4 separate regions of the Homo sapiens genome follow, and all the other regions are linked to region 3. A link is a contact called in ENCODE Hi-C or POLR2A ChIA-PET data. All regions are on one chromosome and are shown on one strand. Each heading gives the region's core, a stretch centred on a gene start or an enhancer-like site at or near the end of the contact. The rest is flanking DNA. Distances are from core to core; before and after follow the strand shown.

What was found. A loop is a pair of places that touch in the nucleus more often than their neighbours do. ChIA-PET counts read pairs that join two places held with the same protein, here RNA polymerase II (POLR2A). Pooled maps may share reads with other maps.
Region 1: a map of heart right ventricle shows a loop between it and region 3 (2.1-fold over the local background). The contact joins the promoter of SPTBN1-AS2 here to the enhancer-like site in region 3. A Hi-C loop is called at or near these places in 1 of 168 maps with a recorded cell type or tissue (heart right ventricle) and 3 of 50 pooled maps. POLR2A ChIA-PET finds 5 or more read pairs at or near these places in 3 of 52 experiments (MCF 10A, Panc1 and activated naive CD4-positive, alpha-beta T cell).
Region 2: a map of esophagus muscularis mucosa shows a loop between it and region 3 (4-fold over the local background). The contact joins the promoter of SPTBN1-AS1 here to the enhancer-like site in region 3. A Hi-C loop is called at or near these places in 1 of 168 maps with a recorded cell type or tissue (esophagus muscularis mucosa) and 6 of 50 pooled maps. POLR2A ChIA-PET finds 5 or more read pairs at or near these places in 3 of 52 experiments (AG04450, BJ and Panc1).
Region 4: a map of endothelial cell of umbilical vein shows a loop between it and region 3 (2.3-fold over the local background). The contact joins two enhancer-like sites. A Hi-C loop is called at or near these places in 1 of 168 maps with a recorded cell type or tissue (endothelial cell of umbilical vein) and 2 of 50 pooled maps. POLR2A ChIA-PET finds 5 or more read pairs at or near these places in 1 of 52 experiments (activated T-cell).

Annotation. Positions count from the first base shown.
Region 1 is chr2:54,678,793-54,681,827 of GRCh38, reverse strand. SPTBN1-AS2 (SPTBN1 antisense RNA 2) reads left to right here and starts at 1,783. Exons shown (of 3, transcript NR_186176.1): 1 at 1,783-2,004. LOC105374653 (a long non-coding RNA gene) reads right to left here. Exons shown (of 3, transcript XR_940104.2): 2 at 73-272.
Region 2 is chr2:54,557,351-54,560,181 of GRCh38, reverse strand. It overlaps SPTBN1-AS1 (SPTBN1 antisense RNA 1), which reads left to right and starts at 1,477. Exons shown (of 4, transcript NR_185881.1): 1 at 1,477-2,514. All of the region lies in intron 2 of SPTBN1 (spectrin beta, non-erythrocytic 1), which reads right to left. RefSeq lists a silencer at 1,940-2,079.
Region 3 is chr2:54,206,632-54,209,734 of GRCh38, reverse strand. All of the region lies in intron 3 of ACYP2 (acylphosphatase 2), which reads right to left. Among named protein-coding and RNA genes, the nearest start is that of TSPYL6, 48 kb to the left of the region's middle. Within about 2 kb of position 1,273, at least 2 of the 41 ENCODE cell types and tissues checked have a DNase peak (open chromatin) inside an H3K27ac peak, as active enhancers do.
Region 4 is chr2:54,611,783-54,614,854 of GRCh38, reverse strand. SPTBN1 (spectrin beta, non-erythrocytic 1) reads right to left here. Exons shown (of 36, transcript NM_003128.3): 4 at 2,521-2,694. Among named protein-coding and RNA genes, the nearest start is that of SPTBN1-AS1, 55 kb to the right of the region's middle. Within about 2 kb of position 1,299, at least 8 of the 41 ENCODE cell types and tissues checked have a DNase peak (open chromatin) inside an H3K27ac peak, as active enhancers do.

The DNA of each region.
Region 1 (3,035 bases), core at 534-3,033, 470 kb before region 3:
GCTTTCACACTGCTATAAAGATGCTACTCGAGACTGGGTTATTTATAAAGGAAAGAGGTTTAATTGACTTACAGTTCTGCATGGCTGGTGAGGCCTCAGGAAACTTACAGTCATGGTGGAAGGGGAAGCAGGCACATTTTTCACAAGTCAGCAGGAGAGTGGAGCAAGGAGGAACTTCCAAACACTTACAAAACCATCAGATTTCCTGAGAACTCAATGACCACAGCATGGGAGAAACCGCCCCCATGGTCCAACGGTCTCCCTCCCTCGACCTGTGCGGATTACAAATCAAAACGAGATTTGAGTGGGGACACAGAGGCAAACCATATCAGGGAGAGTATCCTGGATTACACAGGTGGGCCCAATATAATCACAAGGGTCCTTGAAAGTAGATGAAGGAGGCAGAGGATGGCAACAGTGATGCAGTGTGAGAAAGACTTGATCACTATTGCTGGCTTTGAATATGGGGAAGGGGTCATGAGCCAAGGAATGTGGGCAGCTTCTAAATGTTGCAAACAGCAAGGAATTGAAATTTCCTCTAGAGCATCCCAAAAGGAAAAGAGCCCTGCCAACACCTTGATTTTAATGCAGTGAGTTTTTGTGTCAGACTTCTTACTTATGGAAGAACTGTAAGATAATAAATTTATGTTGTTTGAAGCCACTAAGTTTGTGGTAATTTGGTATAGCAGCAAAGGGAAATTCACACAGCCAGCTACTTTTTAAACGCTGTTCCTGTGTTTGCAGAATCTGTAACCTCAAGGGGCAGAACCTTCCTTCTGCAGAATATGAGGTCTTTTCCCAGCTGCACTTGCAGCAAGGGCACAGATCCATGGCCAGTATCTGTCAATTGTACACCTGCATGATTTTGAATTAGAGGCTGGTCATGTGCAGAGGGGAGCCTGGCAGAATCTGTTCTGTGAGGGCAGTGGCAGGGACAGCTGTCACTGCAGCAGCGTGTTGCTGTCAAAGACAGCAATTCCCACAGCAGGGTTTGCGCACAGTATGGTGTCATGGTGGGCACCTGGCAGTGTCAGAGTCCAGTGACGAGTTCCAGGAGCCTGCCCTAGGCTGGACTTTGGACATTTTTCCTGGCTGTATAAGCCCTAAGCCTGGTGCCCTTGTCCTCCTGGAGATTCTGGGAGCCTTAATAAGTTCCTTTTCTGCTAAATTAGCCAGAGTTGGTTTTTGTGGCTTGTGATTCAGAACCCTCAGTAAATCAGATATGAATGAACAATTCAATTCACTCAAAAAGAAAGTGGTGACACATCCCTGTAGTCCCAGCTCTCAGGAGGATCGATTGAGCCTGGGAGGTCGAGGCTGCAGTGAGCCGTGATCATGCCACTATACCCCAGGTTGGGTGACAGATAAGACCCCATCTCAACAAAAAGGAAAAAAAAAAGCAAGAAGAAAGAAGAAAAAGAAAGAAAGGAAGGAAGGAAGGAAGAAAGGAAGGAAGGAAAGAAAGAAAGAAAGAAAGAAAGAAAGAAAGAAAGAAAGAAAGAAAGAAAGAAAGAAAGAGAAAAAAGAAAGATGACAAAAACAGGAGAAAAAGTTGACCCTAGCTAGCAGTCAAAGAAACTCACAGCTTGAGGTGCCATATGATAGTTACTAAAAACAAAAACAATTGTTTCTGTAGCACAACAACGAGAACAGTTCCTCAGATAATGTCATTTCATTCAACTTTTTTTTTTTTTTTTTAATGATGAGAAAAAAATTGATTCTCTGCCAGGGCCACTGTCTGTGTGGTTTGCATGCTCTCCCCACGTCCACAGGGGTTTTGCTCTGGATGCTCTGGTTTTCTCCCACCCCTCAAAGAGGTGCATGTTCAGTTCACCGGCATGTCTACATGGTCCTGGTGTGAGTGTGGGGTGTGTGTGAGTGTGCCCTGCGATGTGACAGTGTCCTGTTCAGGGCTGGTTCTTACTTTAAGCCCTGAGCTGCTGGAATGAGCTACAGCAACCGGAGACTGGAGACTCCGGCAACCTAGAGAACTGTTATTATTGAGTAAGTTATCTTACTTGCTTTTATTTATCTTTCTTAAATGTATGTATAGCTCATATTTATTTCAGTGGTTAATATCAGAAGTGTTTTTTTTTTTTGAGACGGAGTCTCACTCTGTTGCCCAGGCTGGAGTGCAGTGGTGCAATCTTGGCTCACTGCAACCTCTGCCTCCCAGGTTCTAGTGTTTCTCCTGCTTCAGCCTCCTGAGTAGCTGGGACTACAGGCATGCGCCACCATGCCCGGCTAATTTTTGTATTTTTAGTAGAGACGGGGTTTCACCATGTTGGTCAGGCTGGTCTTGAACTCCTGACCTTATGATCCACTCGCCTCGGCCTCCCAAAGTGCTGGGATAACAGTCATGAGCCACCGCGCCCGGCCTTTGGTTTTTATTTAGAATTTTGATGTGTTTGTGACTAGAAATAAACCATAGGAATATTAATTTGCTTGTGGTAAAATTGGTGTTACTTACTTTCAGATTGCAAGAACATATTGACAACCTTAAGTGAGGACTGACTGTACCTTTGTTTATAGCTAGTAACTAAATGGATACACTGTTTGGAAAGTAATTTGGAAAGGAGTAATAGGAATATTTAGCAAAAATCTGTAAACGTGTCCTTAGCTTCTGACCTGGCAATTGCCAAGAAGCTTGGGAGGGTGTTTGGTAAGATAAAAATTATTTGTGTGCTTGTGTTTGAAAATTATTGATGTGGGCTTACAGTGTGTTAAACTAGGGGTGATAAAATTTGCATTAGGACCCCAGAAGCTTTTAGAGAGCAAAGAGATTAGAACCTATATTCAGTTTCCTGAAATGTAAAGTGACTGAAGCTGTCAGAGCGGCTGAGATCAAGGCTCTCTCTGAGGCTGGGCAGGAGAATGACTCCCCTGGGAGAACATTTCCACAAGGGGAAAGTGGTTAGTAGATGCGTACCCTGCACCAAGGCACGTGATTAAAGGGGAATATGGTCTGTGCAGTAGCCATACCAGGGGGCAGTTTATGCCCCCAGAAAACTGCTCTCAAAAAGAACCAAGAGCTG
Region 2 (2,831 bases), core at 228-2,727, 350 kb before region 3:
ACTCCTCTATTTACTACTTGCAAGCGCCCCCAGCTTAAGTTTTCAAAAAAGCAAATTTGACTGCCGAAGAGCTCAAGAGAAATGAACCAAAGAGACACAGAACCGTTCCCCAGAGCGAAGGGAGCTTCCTCTGAGCTAACTGCCAGAGGAATGTGGCACAGCCCAGCAAATGTTTAAAATCACGTCCTGTTCTGCCTCGTTTTCCAGAGAAGTGTCATTACTGTCAACTATTTCACAAGACAAATAAACCAATGAATGAAAGACATCCTCCCCCCTCTTCCCAATGAAAAACATTCTAGGGCTGAGCGGCTTCCTTCCTTCCTCCTCCTCACAGGAACCACATTTGCAGCACTGAGGAGGTTAAAATAAGAAACACACAGTCCTCGAATACTACTTTTTTACAGTGCTAGAGCCATTCCCAGCCTACTACTGACTCCAGGGGCTTCCAAACGGAAGGAGTTCTGTTTTCAGTTAGGAACCTTTTTTCATGTATAAGCTCTGAGACACTGCTGGCCAGGGCCTGCTGGCTGGGCAGGGACAGCTGAGGGGTGCAGGGGCCGCAGGGAAAACAGCACACTGGTGCACACACAGGCTTCTGCTCTCCCTAAAAATATGTTCAGTAAAATATTGGACTCATTCAATTGTCTGAGCCTTAAAAAGACTCCAAGAAACCTGTAATTGATCCAACTAATCCAACCCATAGGGTTGAAATGACAATAACCGGCTTTCATTAGAAATTATATAGCCCACTAAATAGATGGGAAGGCTCTTCCCAACACATCAGAAAAATTAAAATTAAGCTTCTGAATAAAAAACTGTAATTTACCAAAGGCTTAGGAACAAAAAGACCCCTCCCTCCTCCCCTTTGCTATTGTTCTACAGGACTGGGTCTGAGCACGGCACTTTACACCTTTAAAGCTTCCCAGAGGTAAGAGGCTGGGGGCTGGGAGCCAGAGGCGACCCGGAATCAAATACCTGCATACTAATAAGTCTATGAGCACTGATCTACTAGGAGGTAAAGTTAGCTAAAAGTAAAGAAAATGTGTGTGCAGCAGTTATCTGACAACCTAGAAAGCCAAAAAGGTGCTGGAGAGACAGGGACTCCAAATGGTAGCTCTTCTGGAGTGGAGTATGAGCAACTGCCTTCCCTAAGTCGTGAATGGGGTGCCCGCAGCCAACCACAGGGTCTGGGGCCGAGCTGTGAAGCCGCCCGTCTTCATTAGGGTCACAAATAAAGCCTCCAAGAACCCCCGTTGGCACCCAGGACAGGCCCGGCCTTTGGGAGGGGGCTTACCTTGCAGCTGCTTGAATCTGCCTTCCAGCTGGTTGTAGTTGTAAGGCACCTGCCCCGTGTACGCCGGCGACAGCGGCCCGGAGATACTAGACGTCCTCTGCAATTCCATTATGCCCGGCGTAACGCCCCGGAGGACTGCGCCCTGGAAATCTCGCTCCAGCCCCCTCCCACTCCCATCCAACACGCAGCAGCCTCCGCAGCGCTCGGCTCCTTAGGCGAGCCCCATTCCGGTCTGCAAGTCCAGCAGGGTGATCTGATGGGAAGTTGGCTGCAAGAGAGTCCACCTTAGCTCCGCGAGGAGTTACCACACAGGCATCTAATTTCTTGCTTTCCCTTCTTCCGTGGCCCTTGCCTGGAAGCTCGAAATAAATTACTGAGGAGGAGGGAGAAGCAGAGAGGAGGCGCAGGTTCTACTTCAGAACTTTTAAATATGGCCAATCCTAAGCATGCCACGGTTGCCGAGCCCGGGAGCTCGCGGGCGCAGCGCGCACACCTCCTCCCAGCTGCCCGCGGCGGCCGCCGGTTTGTAATTTTATCAGGAGCCACTCGCCGTGTGCTGGGCGGTGATGTCACCTGATTAGCATAACAGCATTGTATTAGAAATGCAGGCTATACCACGAGGAGGGGCGCGGGGGAGCCTAGCCGGCCCGCGACCCCCTACCGGTCCCGCACGGTCCGCGGTCGCCCCAGCCGCCCGGCAGCCGCCGACCCCCGGCCGGGCCCTGGACTCGCCGCGGTAGTGCCTTCCCAAACAGAGCTGCTGGAATTACAATCTTTTGTTGAGCCTCATGTAACGGAAAAGTCTCCGATTACTATCACTTGAAAAGGCTAGCGCGCCCACGGGACGGCCTGGAGAGTGAAGAGCCCCAAGGGTCCCGGGCCCGCGCGGCTCATTCACTCTCTAGCGTCTGCTGAGGTAACGCGGCCCGCACCTGGGCGCGCGCGACTGCCCCAGTGCGCTGGCGCCAACCACGCGGCGGCGGCCCGGCGAGCCACCGGGAAGAAGTCAGACAAAGTCACTCTCAGGGCGCTGTGCAGCGCCACAGCCAGGGGAGGTGTAAGTTCGGGCTCAGTGAAGAATCTCGGCTGACTTACGCTGCCATCAGGGGATATGAAGGCGGTGGTTTCCTGGAATAACACGGGCCTATGATAGGAATTCGACGCAAGGAAGATTTATGGGAGCACCGATTTGCAAGGCATTGTGGGAAAAAGGTACACAGGTAAACACCGCCGAGATCCCTGACCTGGAGTTGTTTATGATCCGGAGGGGAGATGAGGGAACCGAAACTACCCTCAAATTCCTACTCTGATTTGTAAAACAAGGCCTCTAAACTTGTGGTTCTCCAAAATTTTAAATCTCTCCTTCCCAGCTTCTTCTCCCACCAATCTCAACCAAAAATGAAATCTTCCACATAGAAAAGAGAATGATCAAAATGTATTCTTGGGAAATTGACTCTAGATCTCCCCCCTCTCTCTCCACCCTCCTGTCCCCCCTTTTTCCTCACTACCTAAACAGGCAGACAACAAATTACACTTT
Region 3 (3,103 bases), core at 24-2,523:
CAATCAGGAAAAGGAACCCCTTTTTTAACAGTCTCTATACTGAATTGTAAATGCTTTCATTTTTTGTCTCAAACTGAACTGTCAGTTTCTGAAGAGATAGGACGGTGCCAACACCTGTTACAACTGAGAAGCGTAATAAATGTTTGCGAAATGAAGGAATGAACCATTCCAGGTCATTTTCTCACTCAGCTTATTCTAGTCTGGTCCAAAGAAAATGAGTCCAAACAATGTCTTAATATTGTTATTTTAAGACATACCTTATAAGAAGTGTACTTGTTGACTGATCAGAGAGTCACACTTGATTATTAAGTGTCAAAATTCTTGGAGACTTACCTGGAGGAGGCTCTCTGAATAAGAAACAATTCTAGGATGGACAGGGTATTCAAATTTTCCAGAGAAAATAAAACATGAACTTTTATCCCCCTTCCATTACAATTATTAACTATAAAATAATAAGTACAACAACCAAGAGTCAGAAAGCAATATGGAATTAAGATAAGCAGTACATTAAACAGCAATATTAAAAATGCATTATTTAAATATATTTTTTTAAATCCAATAGGTCACAAAAATGAAAAGTTTCTCTACTTCCCCCCAATGTCATATTTTAAGAAAACAGATTTTTTTCAGTTTCTGGGTGGTACTAACTGAGAAGCCAGCAAACATTCCTAGCTTCATTCTTAAGAACTGATGAAATACATCTGTAAAAATAAACAGTTTTAAAAGTGGAGCTTGCCAAAAAAAAAAAGTAAAAGCAAAGAATTGTTTTTGTCATTTCCTCAATACTTTAATAAAGGAGAAATCAAAGTAAAATCCAATAAACTTTCTATTACAAATTGCCTCAATGAACATATATGCACACACACACACAATCACACAATTGGGTATGAGGACACAATGCAACAAATGCCTACTCCCATAAAATTTGATTTATGACATAGAATATTATGTAATACTGTATGCATATGACAATTTTTCCTCTTACTTTTCTCTATAACTGAGACCTATACTTAGCCCTGAAAAAAAAAAGTCTCCCTTTTTTTTCAAAATCTAAACTAATTCTTATCAGCAGGCTGTCTAATGACTTAAGTGAATCACTAAGCCACTCTTTCAATTTGGGCTTCTGCAGCAAAGAGGCCTTTGGAGCTAAGAAAATAATTTTTGTTGTATCCTGCTCTTCTGGACAAAAGCTAATTTCCTGCCCAACCCTGGGAGTCACATGATTCCAAGCTAATGGAAAGTCATGTAGAGATCAAGCTCTAACAATTAAAAAGAAACATCCCACCCCCTGCACCCCCGGCTCCCACACCCACACAACAAACCTCCATTTACTATGCTAAGGATTTAAAAAAGAAAAAAGAAAAACATAGATGGAAGTTTCCCACAGAAAGTAAAAATTAGAAATGTAAGACTAAGGGTAGTATGTTATTCACATCAGGATCAAACTGAGAAATCAGAGAGACAGAGGGAAGAAGAGGGGAGGGAAAGAGGAAGAACCACTTTAGGGATATAGGGGGGAAATAAAAAGTTTTTTTTTTTTTAGTGTGAACTGAATTACAGAAGACAAAAACTTGGTGACACACATACAAAAAAATTAGAGGGTGAGTGTGACTGAAGACTCTGACTGGATCTTGAGGGTCAGATGAACAGCAAGCTTGACATCAAGGAACAGCAAATCACATGCAGACCATAACCCAGAGAATACATTTCATGGATCTGTGGGAGGTCCTGGAACACTCTGTGTTATAACAGGCTTAGGATTGCAGAAATTGCACAGGATGAGAAGTTGTTTGACCTTCTCTCTCTAATCTACATTTTGGCCGCTCTTCTAAGTATGCGTTCAAAATTGCCCAATATTGAATGCACACACAGAACTTGAAAGCTGAGTTTCAAAGAACAAACTAGAACAATACCATTGCAGAAGACCGACTCAAAAAATGTTCTGGAAAAAATCCAAACTGATAAGAATCATGGTTCATGGCTTTTGTTTCATGTCCTATTCACTCAATTTTGGAGTGCTACAGTATAATTCACATCTTTATTACTGCAGAGTTGCACTAAATATTGAATCCAAGTTAGTAAAAATGCTAGCTACCATTATCTTTAATTTGGCTTACTGACAATAACATATGCAAGAGGCCTGTGATGTTACATTTTATGTGTCAACTTGGCTAGACTATGGTGCTTAATTGTTTGGTCAAATTTTAGTCTAGAAGTTGCTGTAAAAGTATTTTGTAGATATGATTAACATTTACAATCAGTTGAATTTAAGTAAAGCAAATTACCCTCCATAATGTGGGTGGGTGTCACCCAACCAATTGAAGAACTTAAAGAACAAAGACTGAGGCTTCTGAGAGAGGAAATTCTGCCTCCAGACTACAACATAGAAGTTCTAACCATTTCCAGGCTTCAGAATCAAGACTACAATATCAACTCTTACTTGAATTTCTAGCCTGCCAGCCTTCCCTACAAATTCCAACTTGCCCACCATCATAATTGCATGAGCCATTTCCTCACATTCTCTTTATACACACACACACACACACACACACACACACACATATACATGTTGTATATATGTACATATAATAACTTGAGATATAGGCATATATATACCTATATATCTATATATAGATATCTATATAAACATATATACAGACACATACTTTCCCTCTACATATATACATATATATACATGTACATGCACACATATACACACACACACAATTGGTTCTGCTTCTCTAGAGAACTCTAATACAATGCCCCAAATCATAACAAAAAAATAAATGTACTGCATTCATCCTAATATTATGTAAATTTTATAACTTGAGAAAAACATTGGCTACCATCAAATTTACAAAGTTTTCAAATCACTCAAAAAGCCTGCCCCGAACAATATGGATGGAACCCACGAAAGTTCCCTCTATGGTTTATAGCTTTCATTACACATATTGAGAGTTTAAAACAGATTGCACCCCCTACAGGGGAACATTTAGTTTGCATTTCTAAATTACATTTTGGAGCCAGTAGGTGAATTTTATTTACTCTACAATTATGGAAAAAAATCACAAAGAGGATTAGATTGAGCTAAAGTGAAATGGAG
Region 4 (3,072 bases), core at 50-2,549, 410 kb before region 3:
GGCAAACTTAGAGACTTCCACTCCAGTTTCTCACCATCTTTTACTTTTTTTTTTTTTTGAGACAGTCTCTGTCGCCCAGGCTGGAGTGCGGTGGTGTGATCTCGGCTCACTGCAATCTCCGCCTCCCATATTCAAGCGATTCTCCTGCCTCAGCTTCTCAAGTAACTGGGATCATAGGTGTCTGCCACCACACCTGGCTAATTTTTGTATTTTTAGTAGAGGCAGGGTATCGTCATGTTGGCCAGGTTGGTCCCGAACTCCTGATCTGAAGTGATCCACCCACCTTGGCCTCCCAAAGTGCTGGGATTACAGGCATGAGCCACCGCACCTGGCCCTTATACTCTCTTTTAAAGGGGCAGCATCATAAAATCTGTGTCATCATCAGTATTTAATGGACACTTCTATGCACATATAGGGTAGGCCATATCCTGGTAGCAATGAGAGCACACGCACGCACACACACACATACACACACACTGGGAACTTGTAAAACCGTATATTCAGGAGCTGGTGGAAGGAGAGACCGTTGTAGGTACACAGGGAAGCTTGACCCTATGTATCTACAAGGATATGTGGAGTATCCTTATAGATATGCTGGATATCTACAGCTGGGCCTTGGCTGATTCATAATCATATTATTTTTGTAGAATAGGTAATGTTTTAATAAAGCTGCTGGAGAAAGCTGAGTCATTTAAGACAACAACACTGCAGGCCACGCGGTAACATCAGCAGCCTATGCCTCTCACCTCAACAGAAAGGGAGAAAATACACATCAGCATTTACAAGTTGAATTATAGGAATATGCAAACTGGCAGGAAGCGAATTAGTCAATGACTCAAAGCAATTCACGCTGAGAATCCTGAAAAGGGCTGTGTGTGCCAGCTCCCTGACCTGGGTGCTGACCCGCTGTCAAGATAGCCCACAGTCAGGATGGCCTTCCACGCTCTGATTATTGCAGGCCAAAGCTAACAGAAATACAACATTTTACTCCATAAAACTGGGGTGAAGCTAGAGGAGTGTACTGCTAATAATTTCACCTCTGTTGCCATAAGACACAAGAGCAGTAATTAGTGGATTCAATGGCTACTCCATTTTCAAATCATTCAGGAACTAAATAACAGAAATGTAAGAGTTCTATCTGGGGAAAAATGTCCTTGATTGCTGTAATTAACTCCTTTAATGATGTTGTACCATCTTCAACAGTGGTTCTCTCTTCAGACCTACTTAATCAGAACTACTAGGGCTGGGCCCTGGGAACCTGAATTATTAAAAGGGTTTCCCAAAGGCATCAGATGATCAGCCAGCTTGGGAACCAGCCAGGCAGGAAGATATTTCTTCCTGTAACTCATTCTAGTCCCCTACCCCTTCTTCCCACATATATAATCACGACACTAACTGAAGCCCAATCGTAGGGCAAGTGAGAAGGAAAAGGGACTGTTGACAGGCTGATTTCAGAGTTTCAATAAGAAAACAAAGCAAGTTATAATTTGATTTTTCGTTTTTCCTTTTTGTGTGAGGTTTTTGTTTACCCAGAAAAATCAAAACAGATCTTTATTAAAGGGGCAGAACAGGAAGGAATGGCAAGAGAACACAGTCACTGAGGAGACAGGACTGTTAGAATATTTGTTCGCAGAGAAACCTGACACTATGGTACAAAGTTGTTCCTGCCTTTCCAATTTTAATTGGAACGCATGAGTACGAAGCATGAGCCTGGAGAAAGAACCAATAATCAGGCTCGTGGTGGTGCACAGTCCCAAAAGGCTGAGCGCTCTCTCTTAAGGGGTCAGAGGCACCCACTATAGCCCTGGCTGGCTGTGTCATCAGAGGCAAGGTTTCAAATTTCTGTGGGTCCCCGATTTCTTCATAAAGTGAAAGAAGTGGACAAAATGACCTTGAGAGTACCTTCCGGCTTAAAATACTTCTATACTTAGAGCCTTCCTCCTCAAGTATAACAAAACCCATAAAGCATCATCAATTCAAAGAAACACAAGAGTTTTGTACTTTCCTCCTGCAAACTGCTTCCTCACATCCAAAGAGAATGAGAAGGTGAAAATGGAGCCCACACACATGCCATAACCCTCAACAGCTTTGCCAAAAAATGTTCTGTAACACATGTCATAGTTGAGTGAAGTTGAGGCAGTCTAAGCTAATAACCTAGCATTGGCCACGTCCTTATACCTTTGCTCCTGAGAGCCAAGCAGCAGAGACCAGATGTTTAGAGCAGGTGCCAGCAAAGTGGCGGGCTGGGATGCAGCCTAGAAGCCCCTGGGCCGCTGAGATGTGTCTGACAGGAAAGCTAAGATTACCAGGGCTAGTACAATTGCAGGAGGATGTAGTAGCTTCCACGTGCCTACGAGGCAGCATTCAATTCTGAGGGCTGGATATGACACACATGACTCTGAGACATGCTTTCAACCTGGTCTTCCCGATCCCTCTGATACAGGGAGGCCAGCTCTATAACAATGCTCATACCTGAGAGGTCGGCCTAAGTTCTGAGCAACCCTGGGCAGAGACCCTTACCTGGAAGCGCAGGATGATGGTCCAGATGAGGCCAAGGGTCAGCCGGTGGTTTCCATCCACGATGTCATGGGACCCCATGTTCTCAAGATGGACTCTCTGCTCCTTCAGGAACTGAAGGGCCTTGTCCACATTCTCTAAGCAGTGGATGCGCATTCGTCCCTTGGTGGGTTTAGGCTAGAAACAGGAGAGCAGAGGTAGAGACACATCACCCAACAGAGTAGAGATGAACCCCGAGTTACTGCCTAGTCACATGTGCCCATTCATGCAATGCTCTCCCGCTCAGAGCAGAACATTAACAAACACATGTACTCATTAAGTCCAAGGACGGTATTTACCTAACGGCCACAGAAAAAAAGTTTACTTAAGGGGATGATAACTGATTCCTCTTTAGAGAATAGTTGTGGAGCTATATAGTTTACAAATGAGCATTTGTTTAAGTTCAGGGAAGAGAGAATCCAATTTTCATGGAGAATTTCAGCGCTACTGCTGCCATCCATACAATTTTTTTTTTTTGCAGGTGCATGACAAAACACCTGTGAGGATTTTCTGATT